Linked DNA regions of Homo sapiens: region 2 is linked to region 1. A link is a contact called in ENCODE Hi-C or POLR2A ChIA-PET data. All regions are on one chromosome and are shown on one strand. Each heading gives the region's core, a stretch centred on a gene start or an enhancer-like site at or near the end of the contact. The rest is flanking DNA. Distances are from core to core; before and after follow the strand shown.

Region 1 (4,210 bases), core at 1,164-3,663:
CTCAGAAAATGAGACTTGTGGACATATGAGTTTTCTGGAGAACTGCTGTTTTAATCTCCTAACACTGAAACTTTAAAATCATTCTAAATTGTACTTCCCTGCTTTGTTAACCGAGTATTCTGGCCATGCTTAATACACTTCTTGATTTTAACTTTTTCTTGTTAAGGACAGTCAATTATGAGGAATATCAGTTATGGTGTTGTGGTAGAGATGTAGCTGTAGATACACAATGTGTGGGATGCAAAACCTCAGCTGTGACCCTGAACAAGGCTTTAACTGGAAAAAGAAAAAAAAAAAAAGGCAGGCATTCTTCCCCTTTGGCATTGACCTCTAACTCTCAGCAGTGATTTATACTTTTCTTCCTCTGCTCTCCTACCCTTCTCTGGCTTCTTTTACCCCAGAGTTACACAATGCAGAGCTGTAAGACTGATACATTTTTAGCAGTGGATACTGTGAAAAGTTGCCATTTCTCCAGATTATGACTTTCTAGCTTGTTTTTCCACTATGTACCATCTTTTTCTCTAGATCTCATTACTGCTTCTAATCTCTAGAGAGGACACAGCATAGTGTAGCAAAGAGAACCTTCTGGAGCCAGGGTACCTGGATTCAAATCCCAGTTTGGCACTTATTGAAAGCCCTAACAACAAATTATTTAACCTCAGTATTCCTCAGTTTCCTCTCCCATACCACGAGAATATATACCAACTTCACATGATTGTTATGAGAATTAATGAGTTAATATTTACAAAGTGCTTAGAACCTGGCCTACCACATAGTAAGCATTACATAGGTGTTATTTAAAAAATGGATAAAATACTATCAACTTGAACTCCATCACTCTCTTATCTCTCTGCCTCTTAAAACTGCTCCAGTGTTTCTCGTTTTGGTTGTGTTGTGCTAGTGGAGATAGGCGAGGAGCGGAGGGTCTGACATTACTGAGGGATCCCAGTGCCCCTTCCCACTGGTCAGAGCCTCAATGAGACACAGGAAAAGGGAAGGAGAGTGTCAGATATATTCATCACTGCTCCGTTAGCCATGCGAAGGTGAAGAAAATAGGGATGTTTATTTAACCAGCATAACAGGAATCCAGGGACATGTGTAACTGCTGTTTTCAAATATGCGCAGGGCTGGGCAGGAGAAGAGATAATAGCATTTAGAATTCTATGCAACAGCTACAGGCTCCCCTTCACTGAACATGTTTAAGCAGGGTACTGGTGGCCAGGTGTCAAGGATGCTAAAGAAAGAATTTTTAGTCAGATAATCTTTAAGATTTCTTCTACCTCTAAAATCTTGGTAATCCTAGTATGAGTCACGAAGTGGTTACAACCTAGATGTGAGTCACACATCGCCAACGCGCTCCCGAAGGCACAGAATTCACTCCCCACAGTGCTTGGCATCTTACCACAGACCTAAGTGAGGAATTCTAGCCCTGAAGCTGCATATAACCCAGCTCAGAGAAACAAAAACTTTCCTAAAACTCAGGGCGTCGGTTAGCTGATTGGCAAATACAGTAACGCACACATCCCAAACGGGACTTGGCAAAACGGTGTGCATCTGGATTAACTGTCATACAGTCTCCACGTCACTCTTCCACGAGGCCGGACAGAAGCGGGCAGAAGTGAGCAGCAGCAGGTTCAGGGGAAGGGGTAGGGTGGCCGGGATGAATGGGAGGCCAGCGAACTGACCTACGGCGGGGAGGGACAAAGGATCAGGGAGCGCACGCTGGGCGGGGAGGCCGGGAGGAATACCCCAGGCGGAGGAGCCGGGCTCGGGACCAGGCTGCGAACTGGTGACAAAGTCGGTTATCGTGGAGGGCCCTAAGTACCAGCGAGGGGCCCCGCGGGGGTCCTCTCTGCCTCGGGAGCTGGGCTCAACCACTCGCCCCGCGGAGGGGGCATCGCCCGGCCGGGGGCACCCGGGAGCCGCAGACCCGAGGCAGGTACTGGGGGCAAAGGCCCAGGCCGGCACCCCCGCCCCGCAGCCTCCCCTGCTGCCGAGTCCACTCAACCCTGCCGCCGGAGTTTGGATTATCCAGTCTCTCGCCGCCCGGGCCGAGGCCCGTCCCGGAGCCCCACACAGGCGGTCCGACAAGAACGCCGCAGTGCCGGCGCGGAAAGTGGGGCAGCGGCTGCCTCCCGTCCGGTCGTGCGAGCGGCGGCCGCCATCGCGGGCCGCGGCGGGAAGGAGAAGAGGGGCCGCGCCAGGCGCCACTTTACCTGAGAAACCAGCGGGAGTAGCGTCTGCTCCACCGAGCGAGTTTTGATCTCCAGTCCCGAGTCGAGGGCGAAGCCCGAAGAGCCGGAGCCGTAGACTGCTCCGGCGCCGCCAACGCCGGCGGGTCCGGGAGAGGCGGCCATGGCCCTCGGTCTATCCCGCAGCCGGGACTCCGCGCCGCGGCGAGCCTGCCGCCAGTCAGCCCACCCGCCCGAGGCGGCGGCGACAGGACACTCGCGCCAACCGAGACCCCGCCCCCAGGGGCCCGCCCCCCCAGGGCTCCGCCGCCAACCCTGCGTCCCCGACGCCCGTCACCGTATGTCCCCGCCCACCCCCGGCCTCTGCCCCGCCCGCGCAGTCCAGCCTGGTGTGGGCTCCCTGCAACCCCACCCCCTAAGCCGGGTCCCGCCCCCACATGGCCCCGCCCTTATCTCTTCTCAGACCCCTTCCATGGGTTCCAGGCACCTTCTCGCCAGGGTGGCGAGGAGAAACAAAACACATCTGTCACACAGCCACATGGCCTCCTCTTACTTGGACAGACAAGCGTCCCCAGCAAAGCTTCCCGTCCTCTCGATAGGTGACTCGTCCTAAATCAGCTCTGAATTCCCGCAAAGACTTCTGGAAGCTGTGCTGGGGTTGAAACTGGTAGACCAAAACCAGAATCAAGTCTGTTGGGAGGGGCCTTTCCCCTGGGACGGGAATTCCAGTGGTAATGTCTTCCTGGGGCTTCTCCGGAAGGTCCAATTTCCACTCCACCCTGCTCATTCTTTCACCATGTATTTCTCACAAACACTTTGAGCTGGATTGAAGGGGAAACATTTGATAATGCAATCATTAATGGAGTATCTGGGTATTCGGCAGGAAGTCAGTATATCTTTCACACTACTGTTTAGACTTATTCAAAAGAAATTTAAAAGAAACATGAAAAAGCCTCATCTACTGTTCAACACTACTTCTTAAAACTATTTTTCGAAGTTTTTTCCTAGTGCCAGGCACAGAGCAGTTTCTTCATAACTGTTCATTGCATGAAAACACCAAGTGTGTATTTCTGACAACTCACTTGAGGGGAAGGGTAAGAATCAGTTCTGTAAGCACAACTCTGAGCTCGCACAGAGCCCCACGATGGGGGCGGGGAGCTGAAGACTCCTATTCTAAGGTCTCCAGGAGCAAGGCCAAAAGGAGGTTGTCAGCAGTATGCACGCCGTGAAGGAATTCCAGACTTAAGCAACAGACTGAGAAGCATGAAAAAATGTTTTGTCAACTACCATATCTGCCAGTGAGAACCTGTCAGAGTAAAAAAGAATCTGAGGCTGGCCAGTCCACCCGGACACCTTGGCCTGGATCATTTCTTCTTCCATAACACCAGATTGATGAGCTGGGTACATCAACCTGAGGCATAAGAAAGCTCTTTCCCAAGCACCGTTGAAAGGCGCTTCACAGTGCTTCAACCTGTAGCTTCAGCTTCATCAATCTACCAGTGCTGCACAGCTGTCTTTGGTATTGAAGATAGCCAAGCTTCAGCTTCTTTTTCTTCATTCAAAAAGGACAGGTCCTCAATCCAACTTTTTCTTCCAATTCTTCTCAGCCAACCATCTCACCACTTCCTTACCTATCACAAGGCCACCTTCCCCTGTGCACTGAGGGCCCTTGACCTCTTTAAGGCGCCCAGTGTCCACTTCCTGGACACACCTTCCCTTACGAAGTTGACAGTATCTCCTAAGAATTCAGTGTACACAATGGTGCCGGAGGAAATGGCATAACAGAAGGCCTAAGAGACGGATGGATTCATGAAACTTTGGCTTCACAAAAGATCAAGTTTTTCAACACACAGGAGATTAAGTTTACCACATGATTCATTCAACACTAGTAATTTTATTTCAAAATATAAATATTTCACATTAATAAAGAAGTTACATCAGTAGGTTGTCAAAGCAAGTTAGCTAAGAAACAGCATTTGTGTGAGAACAGAGGGTATTTATTGTATTCGAATATTCTT
Region 2 (4,210 bases), core at 550-3,049, 3.4 Mb after region 1:
AGTATAAAAATAGTGTAAGTACAGGTATTTAGGCTCACAAAATATCGTTATGACTGAAAAATTGGCAAAGGTTTTTTGTTTGCTTTGCCTCTTCGTTGAGCTCTCTTTCCGTAACAAATGGAAATAGAAGCACACAAATTCAAGAAAGGAGGCTCTAACAGACTGAAGATATTGTGGCTTTCAAAAAGGAGAGAACATTTTAGATGATATGAAGGAAATGTCACCCCGTTACTAAGAATTCACTCTATTCGACAGATATATACACGCTTCAGCAAGTGCTCCTAAGGATGAGAGGAGAGTAAGTTATTTTCATCTAACAGTCTCTATCAACACTCTTCTTAAAACACCTAATGCTTAACAACAGTCTAAAGAACACACTGGCTACTCATACCTCCCATAGGCAGAGACCTTGTCCTTTTTGAGCTGCTGTATCTCAGGTAATCAGCAATCACTTAGTGGATGATAATAATTTGCAAATTCCTCTGGAGCCTCTAAAGACCGTATCATGAATCATCAATTCAAATGCCTACAGGAGTCGGGCAGGTGATATGCAGGAGGAAATAGAGTCATTTAGGGCCCATAACAAAGGGGAGAGAGGCCGGGCGCGGAGGCTCACGCCTGTAATCCCAGCACTTTGGAAGGCCGAGGCGGGCCAATCATTTGAGGTCAGGAGCTCGAGACCAGCCAGCCCAACATGGCGAAACCCCGTCTCTACTAAAAACACAAAAAAATTAGCCAGGCGTGGTGATGCATGCCTGTAGTCCCAGCTACTCCGGAGGCTGAGGGAGGAGAATCACTTGAACCCGGGAGGCGGAGGTTACAATGAGCCGAGATCCGCGCCACTGCACTTCAGCGTGGGCGACAGCGAGACTCCGTCTCAAAAAACAAAACAAAAACAAAGGAGAGAGTACATAAGCCATCTCCAGGCTAGTTTCTTTAACTAGTCTTCATATAATAATCTCCTCAAGGTCCTGTTCTATCCCTACAAAATACAAAACAGTTCCTCGTGTCTTCCTTCAAATATACTACAGTCTTTAGCTCATCAGAGTAGCTGAGTTAGTCCAAGGCATAATCCCAAAAGCGAAACTGAATGTCAGAATTGATCTCATTTCAACACTCATTCCAGAAGTAGAAACTTCTGCAAGTTCAGCTTTTGACTATGAATTCTTCAGCGCGACTTTTGCAGAGAGCTCTGTTCCAAGAAGCTGGCGCCTTAACACAAGCTATCTACCGATGCACAAGGGAAGGCTGGCTTGGGTCCAGATTCGGCGGGAGAGTGGAAACGCGACGCTGGCCGACTTCAGCCACAAAGGCAATTTCTGCCCAGGGCTAGCGTTCCTAAGAGGGGGCCGAGAGAACGCCAGGCTCGGGCGTAGGGGCAAGAAGACCCAGAGCTAACGCACCTCTCGGAGGGCCCAAGCTCAGGGCTCAGTCACCCTCCCAGCTCGGAGCCGGCGCTGGAACACAGCGGCGCGAGGAGAAACCCCTAGAGACAGGGAAAAGGTGGACGTAGCGGCTGACGCTGCCCAGACGCTAGGCGCCGACAGGAGCCTGATTGTCACCGTACGACCAGTGAGGGGGCGGGGCGGAGCTGTGCCTCAAAGCGCCTGCGCGGAGAGCCTGCAATCAGGGACCAGGCTTGGGAGGCGACGAAGAGGAACGCTGGGCGCAGGAGGCCCACTGCATACGCAGGCGCACTCGGCGATCCCGGCTTTTCCGCGCGCAGTTCCCGCACAGGCATCGGGGGGGGCAGGGGCGGGGCAGGGGCGGGGATAAATGCGGAGGGACGGTCCAGCTTTAGCTCTCTGCTCGCCGCCGCCGCTGTCGCCGCCACCTCCTCTGATCTACGAAAGTCATGTTACCCAACACCGGGTAAGGGGGTAGGGGCGGCGCGGGGAGAGACCCTGTCGGGCGAAGGGCGCGTCTCGGTGGGGCCGCCGCGGATCGCCCGGGCTGGCCGGCCCGGCTGTGGGAGGTCAAGGATACTGCCTGGGCACGCTCTGAGCTCTGGTCCGCGCTGGGCACTGTGCACCGAGAATCTGCGGTAACGTGTGAAAAGGAACACAAACTTTTGTATTACAGGATGGCAGCAGTGTAGAAACCTTTTCCACGGGTAAAGGGCCGAGGGGGAGTCACCACGCCGCCCCCAGTGCCGGCCCTCCCTGAGTTTAGCAGGAGTGCGTGCCTGGCCGAATGCGTGTGAGTTCTAGGTGAAAGGTCGCAGGAGCAGCTCCAGAGTTTAAAGAGTTTTCACTTGTTCCTGACGCTCAATTCTAGAGTAATAATGGAGTGTTTAAAAAATGATTTCCAAATTAGAAACTAAACCGATCTTAAAACATGGGTATCTTTGGGGGATTTTTTTTTCACCTTAAAAAATTGTGTTAAAATACGTACAAAATCTGCCATCTTAACCGTTTTTTAAGTGTACACTTCAGTAGTGTTAAGTAGATTCATATCGTTGTGCAGTCAATCTCCAGAACTTTTTTCATCTGCAAGCTGAAACTCTATCCATGAAACAACTCCTCTTCCCCACCTCCGCTCGTACATTGGCAACCACCATTCTACTTTCTGGTTTATGTAAGGTCTGGGTATCTTGAGTTGAGTGACGTGTTGTCAGATTTTGTAATTTGCCTGAAACATGCAGGCATATAGCCAAAGACTTAAAACAGTTCAAAGAGTATAGGGTAAAAAGTGAGTCTCCCCATCCCTAAAATCTAGTTCCCCAGTTACTTACGTTTCTATTTCGTGCATGTATGAACATAATTTGTATACATCCGGATACACACACACACACACACACACACACACATACCCTTTCTTAAAAATAGCAGCAGACTCTATTCTTGGTCTTGCTACTTTTAGTTGGTATGTCTTGGGACATTCTTTCTTTGTTTTTTTTAAAGACGGGGTCTCCCATGTTGCCCAGACTGGCCTGTAGCCTTGAACTCCCAGGCTGATGTTCCTCCCTTCTTAGCCTCTGGAGTATTTAGGATTACAGGCATGCACCGCTGTGCCCAGGGACATACATTTTTAGTACATGGCAGATCTTCCGCCTCCTTTTTTTTTCTTTTGAGATGGAGTCTCGCTCTGTCTTCCAGTCTGGAGTGCAGTGGCATGATCTCGGCTCACTGCAGCCTCCGCCTCCCGCAATTCTCCTGCCTCAGCCTCCCGAGTAGCTGGGACTTCAGGCGCGTGCCACCACGCCCTGTTGATTTTTTTGTATTTTTAGTACAGACGGGGTTTCACCATGTTAGCCAGGATGGTCTCAATCTCATGACCTCGTGATCCGTCTGCCTCGGCCTCCCAAAGTGCTGGGATTACAGGCGTAAGCCACTGCGCCTGGCCCCTCCTCCTTTTTAATGGTTGCATAATATTCTGTAACAGCTTGAGTATCCATTATCCAAAATGCTTGGTTCCAGACGTGTTCGGATTTCAGATTTTCAGATTTGGTTTGCTCAACCTGTATATGAATATACCTTTGTTTATTTAACCTGTTCCCTATTGTTGGATACTAGACTGTTTCCAGTTTTTTGGATACTCTTTTTTTGCTTCCATAATTATACTTGTATTTATCTATTTGCACATATATAAGTGTATATGTAGGATAAACTCCTGGAAGTGAAATTGCTGGATCAAAGAGTAAATGTGGCTGGGCACAGTGGCTCACGCCTGTAGTCCCAGCACTTTGGGAGGCCGAGGCGGGCGGATCACTGGAGGTCAAGAGTTCGAGACCAGCCTGGCCAACGTGGTGAAACTCCGTCTCCACTAAAACTACAAAATTACAAAAATTACAAATACAAAAATTAGCTGGACCTGGTAGCGGGCACCTGTAATCCCAGCTACTCAGGAGGCTGAGGCAGGAGAACCGCTTGAACCTGGAGGCGGAGGTGGCAGTGAGCCGAGATCATGCCACTGCCCTGCCCTCCACCCTGCGAGAGAGAGTGAGAGTCTGTCTCAAAAAGAAAAAAGAGGAAATGCACTTTATATTTTGACAGATATTTCCAGATGACCCCCCAGAAGGGTTGCACACCCAAAAGGATAAATGAGATCCTCTAATCCCACTTGTTGGCTAACCGCAAAATAGTTAATGATGAAAATCTAATTAGAGAAAAAAGTGTCACCTCATTATTGTTAAAATTTGCATTTATTTTATCACAAGTGTGGATTTGGATCTCTTTGTGTATTTAAACCAGGGACAATTTGATCCCCA

What was found. A loop is a pair of places that touch in the nucleus more often than their neighbours do. ChIA-PET counts read pairs that join two places held with the same protein, here RNA polymerase II (POLR2A). Pooled maps may share reads with other maps.
Region 2: a pooled map shows a loop between it and region 1 (9-fold over the local background). The contact joins the promoter of HSDL2 here to the promoter of CTNNAL1 in region 1. A Hi-C loop is called at or near these places in 1 of 37 single-sample maps with no recorded cell type and 5 of 50 pooled maps. POLR2A ChIA-PET finds 5 or more read pairs at or near these places in 1 of 52 experiments (activated CD4-positive, alpha-beta T cell).

Annotation. Positions count from the first base shown.
Region 1 is chr9:109,011,086-109,015,295 of GRCh38, forward strand. It overlaps CTNNAL1 (catenin alpha like 1), which reads right to left and starts at 2,414. Exons shown (of 19, transcript NM_003798.4): 1 at 2,217-2,414. The coding sequence starts at 2,357. TMEM245 (transmembrane protein 245) reads right to left here. Exons shown (of 18, transcript NM_032012.4): 18 at 4,050-4,210. RefSeq lists an enhancer at 1,602-2,105 and a silencer at 1,767-2,656.
Region 2 is chr9:112,378,309-112,382,518 of GRCh38, forward strand. It overlaps HSDL2 (hydroxysteroid dehydrogenase like 2), which reads left to right and starts at 1,800. Exons shown (of 11, transcript NM_032303.5): 1 at 1,800-1,872. The coding sequence starts at 1,856. It also overlaps a transcript of PTBP3 not described here. RefSeq lists enhancers at 984-1,033, 1,134-1,383, 1,383-1,982, 1,414-1,533 and a silencer at 1,754-2,003.